2 separate regions of the Homo sapiens genome follow, and region 2 is linked to region 1. Evidence: chromatin contacts called from ENCODE Hi-C or POLR2A ChIA-PET data. All regions are on one chromosome and are shown on one strand. Each heading gives the region's core, a stretch centred on a gene start or an enhancer-like site at or near the end of the contact. The rest is flanking DNA. Distances are from core to core; before and after follow the strand shown.

Region 1 (5,712 bases), core at 951-3,450:
AGTATATCCCAAATGTTGCATGGGACTTACTTACGCTAAAAAATTATTCATTGTTTATCTAAAATTCAAATTTAACAGAGCATCCTGTATTCCTCTCTCCCCTGCAACTTTGGCAGTCCTGTTCCCTGGCCTTTACAGAGTCTGCAGAAAATATCCTCCTCATCCCTTGTCTCTTGTGGTTGCCAAAAAGAGGCCCAAATAACCCACATGGCTTTTCTTCTCCTCAGTGCAACTGTGTGCCAGGCCAGGCTGCTCTGGCTCTTGCCTGCTGTCTCTCTATTCCCCTTCTAGCCCCTAGGCCTTGCTATGCAAGGAGAGCCCTTTTCCCAGTAAGGCAGCAACACCATTTTTTTTTTTTTTTTTTTTTTTTGAGACAGAATCTCTCTCTGTCGCCCAGGCTGGAGTACAGTGGTGCAATCTTAGCTCACTGCAACCTCTGCCTCCTGGGTTCAAGCGATTCTCATGTCTCAGCCTGCCAGGTAGCTGGGATTACAGGCGTGCGCCACCACGCCCGGCTAATTTTTGTATTTTTAGTAGAGACTGGGTTTCGCCATGTTGGCCAGGCTGGTTGCAAACTCTTGGCCCAGCAACAGCATTTTGAAAGATTTTTGGGAGACTGGGCATGGTGGCTCACGCCTGTAATCCCAGCACTTTGGGAGGCTGAGGCAGATAGATCACCTGAGGTCAGGAGTTCGAGACCAGCTTGGCCAACATAGTGAAACCCCACCTCTACTAAAAATACAAAAATTAGTCGGGCGTGTTGGTGGGTGCCTGTAATCTCAGCTACTTGGGAGGCTGTGGCAGGAGAATTGCTTGAACCCAGGAGGTGGAGGTGGCAGTGAGCCGAGATTGTGCCACTGCACTGCAGCCTGGGCAACAGAGCAAGACTGCATCTCAAAAAAAAAAAAAAAGAAAAGAAAAAAAGAAATATAACGTTAGCTGCAAATTTTTTAAATTTTCAAGTAGCTACATTAAGAAAATTAAAGAAGCAACTGGAATTAATTTTAATGATATCTTTTATTTAACTCAATAGATCCAAAATAATATTTTAACATGTAATCAGTATAAACATTCATCATTCATTACTTTTGTTTTGTATGAAGTCTTTGAAATCCAGTATCTTTTACACTGACAGCACATCGCATTTGGGGTTCATCATATTTCAAGTGCCCAATAGCCACGTGTGGCTGGTGACTACTGTATTTGAGCATTGAAGGTCTAGGTTACCGCAGGAGCTTTGGAATCTGACTAACAAGTCCCTGCCACCCACAAGCTCTTTCCTTTCTGAGTCCCAGTTACTGCCACCTTAAAATGATCATGAAAATAGTATCCATCTCTGTGCCAACAATGATGCCAAGTACTTAACCTGAAGGAGCTCTTTGAGTTCTCATAACATCGTTACTTGTTGATTATTATTAATAACCTCCATTTTACCAAAAACGTCTCTGAGGCTCAGAGAGGCTAAGTAACATTCCCAAGGTCACACAGCTTGACCAGGCAGAGTTAGTATTTGAACCCAGCTCTTCTAGAGCCCTAGGTCTTGACCATGCTGCCTCCCTTTCTCTCCTTTCCAACTAATCCCAGCTAGAGATGAGTATCCCCTTTTATGCTAGGAATAAATTGTTTGCTAATCTGTGACTGGAGAAGGACAAGCAGGGAGGAAACAAGCCTTTCCTTTGGTGTAATTGCCATTCTTGCCTCTTTGGACCACTCTGTTCTGTGGGAGTTCACTTTCCTCCATCCTTTAGTTACTGAAACACCCTTGCCTCTGGCCACACTGGTATGACACAGTTTCCTTGGCATGTCTGTCTCATTTCTGAGGACACACCCATGTTGAGGAGACTGTGGGAACCGGCCTAGGTTTCACGGCCACACCCAAGCTATCTCTTAGCCAGGCCGTCTCTGCAGTTGGCTGATCTCTCTCTCACACAGCTTCTTCCTGGCTGCAGTTTCGGGTGGTCATGTTCTGTCTGGCTCTAGGGGCTTCTCCTGGGAGTTCTTGCTAGGCATCAGCTGAACCAACACCGGGAAAGGGTAGGCCCTGGGACTGCGATCTCCCCATGGGGATCTTTGCTGAGAACTGGACCATGCACCTCTGGCCACCAGCTGATGTGTCCCAACACAGACCTTGTCTGGGTCACAGGTCTAGCCCATGGCTTTGGCAGGCAGTAGGGTCAGCTGGGCTTCCTGTGGTCCCTGGTTCCCCACCTGCCTTCTTGTGGTTAATATATTTTTCTTCACCCTCACCACTTCCTCTCAAGTCCGTCCACCCTCTGTAGGTAACTAATCTCATTAGTTTCTGATTTGAAAGTATGGAACGCTTCGCAAATTTGCATGTCATTTTTGCAGAGGCGCCATGCTAATCTCTATATTGTTCCAACTTTAGCGTATATGATGCTAAAATTGAGCACCAGTGTGATCCTTTTAAGCAGAAATCAGATCATGTCACCGTTGCTCAAAGGCCTCCAGTTGCTTCCTGCAACCATCAGAATAAAACCTGAATCCCTTACTGCACTCCACTTACTTTAAGACCCTACATGATCTGGCTTCTGTTTCCTGCTTATTTCCTCTACTTTATTTTTATTTTTTAATTAATTGATTTTTTGAGACAGTCTTGCTCTGTCGCCCAGGCTGGAGTGCAGTGGTGCAATCTCAGCTCACTGCTACCTCTGCCTCCAGGGTTCAAGCAGTTCTCCTGCCTCAGCCTCCTGAGGCACCTGCCACCACTCCTGGCTAATTTTTGTATTTTTTTAGTAGAGACGGGGTTTCGCTATGTTGGCCAGGCTGGTCTCAAACTCCTGGCCTCAAGTGATCCACCCGCCTTGGCCTCCCAGAATGCTGGGATTTCAGGCATGAGCCATAGCACCCAACCTGTTTTATTTTTTGACACCATCCACCTGGAGATTTATTTCCTCTACTTTATGCCCTTGTTCACCTACTCCAGCCACACTTGCCTTCTTGCTGTTGCCCTTGTGGCCAGCACTGTCCTGCCTCAGGGCCTCTGCAGGTGTCCTTCCCTAATACTTGGTGCTGCTCTTCCCTTGCTTGTTCCCAGGACTAGTTACCTCTGCCTCTCTGGTAGACATTCACATCTTGCGAAAGGCCTTCCCCAAGTACATCCCCCACCATTTTCTAACTCTTTATTTGGCTCCGTTTTAATTCATGGCACTTATCATATGTGTATTGTCTCACGCATCCATGTGAAGAGACCACCAAACAGGATTTGTGTGAGCAACAAGGCTCTTTATTTCACCTGGGTGCAGGCGGGCTGAGTCCGAAAAAGGAGTCAGCAAAGGGTGGTGGGATTATCATTGGTTCTTACAGGTTTTGGGATAGGCGGTGGAGTTAAGAGCAATGTTTTGGGGGCAGGGGGTGGATCTCACAAAGTACATTCTCAACGGTGGGGAGAATTATAAAGAAACTTCTTTTTTTTTTTTTTTTTTTTTTTTTGAGATGGAGTCTTGCTCTGTCACCCAGGCTGGAGTGAGTGCAGTGGCACGATCTCAGCTTACTGCAAGCTCCGCCTCCTGGGTTCACGCCATTCTCCTGCCTCAGCCTCCCGAGTAGCTGGGACTACAGGTGCCCGCCACCATGCCTGGCAAATTTTTTTTGTATTTTTAGTAGAGACGGGATTTCATTGTGTTAGCCAGGATGGTCTCAATCTCCTGATCTTGTGATCCACCCATCTGGGCCTCCCACAGTGCTGGGATTACAGGCATGAGCCACCGGGCCCGGCCTAAAGAAACCTCTTAAGGATGGGGGAGATTATAAAAAACATTGATCAGTTAGGGTGGGGCAGAAACAAATCACAATGGTGGAATGTCATCAGTTAAGCTATTTTCACTTCTGTGGATCTTCAGTTGCTTCAGGCCATCTGGATGTATACGTGCAGGTCACTGGGGATATGATGGCTTAGCTTGTGCTCAGAGGCCTGACATATATAATAAATATATTACATATGTAATATGACATATATAATAAATATATTACATATGTAATATGACATATGAGGATGGCGATTAAAAATAACAAATATGCAAACAAATTTTTTTTTTTTTGAGATGGTGTCTTGCTCTGTTGTGCAGGCTGGAGTGCAGTGGCGCGATCTCAGCTCACTGCAACCTCCGCCTCCCAGGTTCAAGCAATTCTCCTCCCTCAGCCTCCCAAGAGTAGCTGGGACTACAAGGGCACACCATCACACCCGGCTAATTTTTGTATTTTTAGTAAAGGCAGGGTTTTACCATGTTAGCCAGGCTGGTCTGGAACTCCTGACCTCGTGATCCACCCGTCTTGGCCTGCAAAGTGCTGGGATTATAGGCGTGACCCACCACACCCGGCAGTAAGTACTGTTTCTATTTGCATTCCATAGATGAGAAAATAGAGAGCTAGAGGAGTGAAACACTTGCCTCAGGTTACACAACTGGGGAAGGGTTGCTGGAGATCTGTCCCTAGTTCCCTGGAATCCAAGCTCACACTGTAACCAGTTGTGTTATGCTGTAGCATGTCTTTGTAAATTGGGGATTTGTTGTGCTTGCCACACATTTTATCTTTAATTATAAAGATAAAATGAGTGGCCAGGAGTGGTGGCTCACAGCTGTAATCCCAGCACTTTGGGAGGCCGAGGTGGGTGGGTCACCTGAGGTCAGGAATTCAAGACCAGCCTGGCCAACATGGTGAAACCCCATCTCCACTAAACATACAAAAATTAGCCAGGCATGGTAGCATGAGCCTGTAATCCCAGCTACTCAGGAGGCTGAGGCAGAGAATGGCATGAACCTGGGAGGCAGAGGTTGCAGTGAGTAGAGATTGCGCCACCACACTCCAGCCTGGGGGACAAGAGCAAGACTCTATCTCAAAAGAAACAAAAAAACAAAAAAACAAGCTAATGGTTGAGTGTATTTTGTGTACTATAAAGCACTGTCCAAATGTGAGCATTATTAATATTCCTGGTATGACTATAGCTACCATTTAGTAAGTGCTCACAGTTTCCTAGCCTAAGATGTATATCATTCTGTCACTCAATCCTCAGAACAACCTTGTGAAAAGATGAAAAAAACAGAAAGTCAGGAAGATGAGGTCATTTGCCCATGGTGACATGCTGGTAAACCCAGCAATCTCACTGGAGAGCTGGAGGGGTTTACTTACTGCCTCCCTGTTCCAAGCTAGGGGACACACAGACATGCCCTTGACGACCCCTTGTTGCGTCTTCACTCTCAGGTAACATATTTCTGGAATTCCAAGAGGAGTTGGAGCAAGTCTATAAGGTCTACTGTGCCAGCTACGACCAGGCCTTGCTACTGGTGGACACGTACCGGAAGGAGCCGGAGCTGCAGCGGCACATCCAGGGCATCGTTGAGGCGGTGGTGTGAGTAGAACGGCCAGTGAGCACTCGCTCCTACCCCACTGACCCGGTTCAGGAGCAGCTATGGTCTCACCCCTTTTTCATGCCATTCGTGCTGCTTCACGAGTGTTGCTCTGTCAGAGCCTGTGTTAGTCAGGATAGGGCAGGCTGTGCCACAGAGACAAACAGCTCCCACATCTCAGTGGTTTCAAACAACAAAGGTTTATGTCTTCCTTATGCTCCACTGAAGGCTGACTTGGGGTTCTGCTCTTTGTCATCCTCACTTCGGCACCCAAACTCACAGCAGCCACTGTCTGGAATATTGCCAGTAACTGTGGCTTAAGTAAAAAGAGCTCTGGAGAGTCTAATGC
Region 2 (5,712 bases), core at 1,919-4,418, 250 kb after region 1:
AGAGAACTGAGATAGGAAAGAACACTAGATTCCAAGTCTGGAGAGTTGGGGGAGTCCAGATTCTACCAAGAATTTCCTTTGTAACTTTGGTAAGTCCCTTTTACTCCCTGGCACCCCGGTGTGCTGAAAGGAGTTGGTCCATATATGATCTCTTAGCCCCTCCTATTTGCTTCTTCCTTGATTGCTCTTGGTCAAAGGGTCAGCCTTGGGCTGGTGATACTTTAGAGTAAAGAAATGGAGAGTTTTAGCAAAGGACCAGTCTGTCCCTCCCTGCTTTGGGGTCAGCTAAAGCTGTCCTTTCATGTCAGATTAACCTAGGACACTTGTAGTTAGCTTAGACGTTGGCCCTTGAGCAGAGACCTGAGCGTGGCATTGGGACATGACATACCTAAAGTCAGGGCTAGGGGACGCTGCCTGCCAAGGGCATCGAGTAGTCTCTACTTGCTATCCCGTACATAAAATGCTACAAGTTCTAAAATTTACCGACCCTGCAGACAACCTCTATCCCGAAGGACTCATTCGGTGCTGTGTATTATTTAGGGCAACTCCAAGGTCTATTCAGAAAAACGAGTGAACCTTGGTCTCTTTCCCACCAAATTGAGGAGTAACCCAGAGGGAGCAGCTGCCATTGGCAACCATCTCGTTGTAGCTCTGTCCTAGTGTTTGCTCTTGATGATGTTTACATGTGATCGCCATAAAGCTTGCTGTAGACTGTGTCGATAGCCGCCCGCACAGGGCAGGTCGTACTGTCCGTTTCTGTGCCGTGCTGGTGTTTTCCAAAAATGTCTGATCCAACCACTAAGTGGAATTCTTCCATCTCCTTCCTCAGTCTGTACAAGGCTGAATCAGAATCCCCATTCTCGGGGGCTCTGGTTACCGAAGGAAAATGCATCAAAGAGTTAAAGAATATGAGTGGATGGAGTGCAGCTAAGGCCCCCACCCCCTGCTCCGTCACAACTTGCCCCCTCAACCAAAAAGCTGCTTTGAGTCAAAAAGCACCCATAAGATACCTGCATCTGCCTTGAAATCTTGCAGCATGGAGTGTCATATGTACTCAGGAGAGAGGCAGGGCTTTGCGGGCAGGAGAAGGAAGGGAGGAATGCTCTGAGCTGCAAAGACCCAGTACTCAAGTTCTGACGTGGGAGGAGATGCAGTGAGACGTCTCTTGTTGCCTAAAGCCTGTTCCTGTTGGTTTTCTTAGAGTGATTTCTCCTAGACATGTGCAGTAGGCCCACTGGGGCTGCTGTGCAGTGGTGAGTAAAAGGGCAGGGAAGGCATGGACAGCCTGGTCCTTCTGCATGGACAGCTCAGTCCATGGCCCATCCCAGGTATAGAGTTCAGTTAATCCCATTTGAGCCTGCAGCTTAAGAGATGGCTCATCCTAACTGTGAAGCAAAATCAGCCCCAGAGGATGTATTGATCTGACTCACTGATGTCAAAATTGCAGTATTTTTTTAGCATTTGAGATTTAGCAGCTGCCTTCAGTTTGGGGTTACCCACATCCCAGCATCAGATATGATTAAGGAAAGAAATTGGATGTACAACAGCAAAGAAAGTGAATGTCATGGTTTCCCTGGCCAAAGAAGAGGGACCCTGTCATCCTTACCAATGGGGAAGAAGAAAACTAGTGCATGTGCAATATGTCAAAGTTAGTCCCCTAGTCCCTGAGGGGTTTTTACACACAGATGGGCTCCAGGTCTGCTCGTCAAGTTTGGAGGTACCGGGTAAATGGAGGGGAGCTGCAGAGTTGGAAACCCACATGCATGGATGTGTCCTTGGCCCAGAACCACCATGGGATGGGGGAGGCCCTGAGCCGGCTACAAGACACCCAGGAAGTAGGCAAAGGCTGACTTTGCATTAAACAATAAAAGCACTTTGAGAAAACCCCAACACTTCAGCCTGGGTCCGTGTTTCTACACTGGAAAATACGAGTCTCCTTTGGCTGTGTGAAGTGATCTTCTAGAGACTGGGACAGGGAGTTTGGGAATGGGGCTGCTGTCAGGTAGGAGAGAGCAGAGATGCCTTTGGAGATGTCAGCAGCAGGAGAGCCAGTGCTGGGGCCAACCCTTTGCTGGCCTTTTGTTGGAAGCCCTTGAAACAGGGAGCCATGGGTTTAGATCTTGGTACCTACCTTTACAGAAAGATGAAAACAGCCCAGCTGAGTGAAATGAGTTTGTAGAGTAAGTCACTTAACTGTAAGCCATCTCAGAATCAGAAACCCTAATGTTTCTTACTTGCTATGTGACCTTGGGCCCCTGTTTCCTCATCTACCAAATGAGAATGTTGAATATGAGCATTAAAGTCCCTTTCACCTCTGAGAGGCTCAGATCCCCAACCAGGAGCATTGGGAATCCATCACTCCTCCTTGAAACTGATTCCATTCTCTGACTTGACCCAGCTCCTGTTCAGGGTGAGGGTTCTCTGCAAGAACCAACCAGCAGTAGGTTCAATCCCACTGTGTCCTGGCTGAGTTGCCTTATCCAAGAAGACCAGCTCCCCGGGACAGATCTAAGCCATAGTTTCTAGTGGGGACAGTAAGGAATTAAACCCCCAACTTGGCTAGGTAACGATGTCAAATCTCACATTAACCTTGTCTTTGTCCCCACTGGATAGCTGTTAATCCGAATGTTGTGACCATTTGGCTGTTTCTCTCTTGTTCTCAGACAATACTAGCAATACACTTTTTTTTTTTTTTTTTAAAGAAAAACAGCTTAGGAGCTTTTCACACATTTCTTTCAAATGATTGTAAAACATATGGGGCAACAGGAGGCATTGATCGCGCTGCATATGTTTAGGGCAGCTTTTGTTTTTTGTTTCTTTAATGGTATAGCAGCAGTGACTGAGCCTTCGTGATTCCTGGGGACAGCTTTTCAGATACTCTGTTTCATCAGTATGCTTTGCACATCCGGAAGGAGTACAAAAATCCAACTGCCCAAATTTGGGGCTTGGAAAATAGGTTTTATAGGTGGTCGGTCCCTGGGCTGTGCAACAACTCCTCAAAGAGGGGTTTATATAACTAGAACCCCCCTGGGCTGTATTTTTGGTCAAAGGAGTCTCCAAGGCGGCTTACAAAAGCTTCCTTTTTCACTTGACCACCCTTGCTCATTGGTTACTTGTGAAGGGAATTGGTCAGTTTCCACCTCAGCACTTTGCCTTATCAACATGCGGTCGCCATCTAGTGGCCAAAGGTTGTCTCCACCAGCTACCCAGATGGAAGGCAAATAAATCCTTTCGGCCACCCTGCTGTCCATCGTGAACTTTGGGAATGAAATATAATGGCCTGAACGAACTGCCTTTGTGTTCAGAGATCAGTGCAACACTAGGGTCAGAAGACTCCAGAAGCAGCCACTTAGTAGACTCTCACGCAGAACTGAGAAATGCACTAGCTGTCCTGTGGGCAGAAGAGACAGGAGTGGACCAGGAGAGGTCCAGGTGCCCGGGAAGGGTTTACTGTAACTGCAATACTGGCAGCCCAGCTGCTGACCTTGTTAAGTAAACCTTTGCTGGGTGGTCCGAATTCTGCCCTCAAGGCAAGATAAGAAGTTGGGTGTAAGGATTTTGTGGGGGGCCTGGCCATGATCTTTGATATGATCCCCGAATAGCCAAATAGTTTTTTTTGTTCAATTTTTTGTTTCTGTATTTTGTATTTTTAAAATCTTGTCAAATGTTTTTGTGTTAGGAATAAAAAGTCATAAACTATTCCCAACTTTGTTTCTTGAGGGATGTTCTGATTCCAATGGAAACAGGTGGGAAATCTCAAGGGGAGCGTGGACAAGGTGGTATGTGCAGCAGGGGAATAGACTGCTTGGATTTCCAAATGGTTTCTGGGGAAGATGACCATCCAGAAGTCCAGCTTAGTGCAGTCTGCTCTGGAATTCACACCCACCCCCTCGCCTCCTTGTGCCATGTTGTTAGCATTGGCTTGGAGCATCTGCTTCTTCCAGAGGCAGCTGCTAATGTTGAAACCAACACGAGCCCTCTCCCCAACCCCAGGTTTCTAAAGAAGGTGTCTGTAGCCAGCCTTAATCAACTGGGCAAGGTGGTCCCTATGGTCCTTTCCAGCATTTCCAAATCTTGGACTCAAATTATTTTCTCTTGGTGTGACCACACAGCCTAGAGAATTCTGAGCAATAGGAGCCAGGGCTTTCCCTGACTCTGCGACAGGGTCAAACCAAGGAATGGCTAAACCTGTGAGGTTTTGTCATCCCCGGGGGTACTACTGTAGGGGGCATTATTTATTAGGAAGCTTAACAAGGTAACTACGGCCTGAGTGCGTGAGTGTAAGGCTGTGTTTGTGGTGGGGGTGTGTGTGTGTGTATCTGTGCACACATACACACGTCTGTGCCTGTGTGTGTGTGTTTGTGTGTGTGTGTGTGTGTGGAATTACATTGATGCATTTATTGAGAAAGGTGCAAGAATTTCACCTACACAGAGGGACACATCTGCTTTGTTATTTATAATAGAAAGCTAAATTTTAATTTTTTAAAGGACACTGCTAATGATTGAGAATCAAGTTTTTAGTTTTGCTATTTTTTTTAATTGGTAGAGGATTTTTATATATTTTTTCCATTTTGTTGGGTTGTGTCCTTATTTATATAAATACTTTATCCGTAAGAGGCAAGGAGGAAACCTTCTTTGCTTTTACATATTGTGGTTGTCATCGTCCCTATTTTATTTCTGGTGTGATTTCTCTGTCTTACCTTCTAAATGAGAAAATGTTTTCTTGTATTTGTACATTGTCAGATTCTATAGTTTCCTAGATAATTTAACCAAATTGCTCTATGTATTATTATTCTGTGAGTATAAAGTTCTATTTTAATGTCTGTAAATACTTCAGAACTGGCTTCTTTTCTCAAACTCCCACTGTGGGGTTATTGTTTACATCACAGAAACTGTAGAATCTCTATGCTCATGTACTGTAAATAGTGAAGTGATCTGCTTATAAATAAACTTAACAAATACACTATGGAGATTAAAAACAAAATACCACCCACAGCTTTGCCCATGTGTGTTTTTCCTTGTTGGTCCTGGGAGCTCATTGAGGGACACTCTGACCACTAAATGGGGAAGAGATTTCAGTTTTCAGCGTCACCTTCTCAGATAAGACCCCGGATGATGTCTGCTCCTCACCTCACCACACTTCTCCCTCCTTCAGAGCACTTTTCACAGTTCATAATATCCATTCGTGCCAGGCACAGGGGCTGAGGTGGGGGATCACTTGAGCCCAGGAGTTCAAGGCCAGCCTGGGCAACATAGTGAGACCCCCATCTCTGAAAAAGTAAAGTAAATAAAATATAATAAATAAATAAAATAACCATTCAGACTCATCTCACATAACAGCTGTTCCATGAACGACTTTTTGCCCTGACTTTTATAAAGCTATACCACTTTCTGAACAAAGACTTCCTTGTTTTGGTATATCAACTTTCACATAAGCACATTGAATAAATGCACTGTAGGAGGTATTTTGGCATTGTGGTTCCAGGCAAAACACTCATCAATTTGTAATTACAAAATGGTTTCTGGTCAGAGGATCTCATAGAGAGCAGGCCTGCATTGTGTGCGGTAATTGAATGAGCTCAGAACATTTTCCTTTGTGTACTTCCAGCAAGTAGGGTGAGGAAGTGGCATCTTCCAAGACTCTCAGTTGCGTGCCTGTGTGTTATTTCCTCACGTCTCAAAGGGGTTAGCCTGTATTTTGCCCTAAAGCTG

What was found. A loop is a pair of places that touch in the nucleus more often than their neighbours do. ChIA-PET counts read pairs that join two places held with the same protein, here RNA polymerase II (POLR2A). Pooled maps may share reads with other maps.
Region 2: a loop to region 1 is called in a pooled map, with 2.5 times the contacts of the local background. The contact joins two enhancer-like sites. A Hi-C loop is called at or near these places in 2 of 50 pooled maps. POLR2A ChIA-PET finds 5 or more read pairs at or near these places in 3 of 52 experiments (H1, OCI-LY7 and PC-9).

What each region holds. Positions count from the first base shown.
Region 1 is chr5:149,604,331-149,610,042 of GRCh38, forward strand. It overlaps ARHGEF37 (Rho guanine nucleotide exchange factor 37), which reads left to right. Exons shown (of 13, transcript NM_001001669.3): 4 at 5,218-5,365. It also overlaps the pseudogene RNU6-588P. Among named protein-coding and RNA genes, the nearest start is that of ARHGEF37, 26 kb to the left of the region's middle. RefSeq lists an enhancer at 1,924-2,063. Within about 2 kb of position 2,201, at least 13 of the 41 ENCODE cell types and tissues checked have a DNase peak (open chromatin) inside an H3K27ac peak, as active enhancers do.
Region 2 is chr5:149,850,028-149,855,739 of GRCh38, forward strand. It overlaps PPARGC1B (PPARG coactivator 1 beta), which reads left to right. Exons shown (of 12, transcript NM_133263.4): 12 at 1-4,995. Among named protein-coding and RNA genes, the nearest start is that of PDE6A, 92 kb to the right of the region's middle. Within about 2 kb of position 3,169, at least 4 of the 41 ENCODE cell types and tissues checked have a DNase peak (open chromatin) inside an H3K27ac peak, as active enhancers do.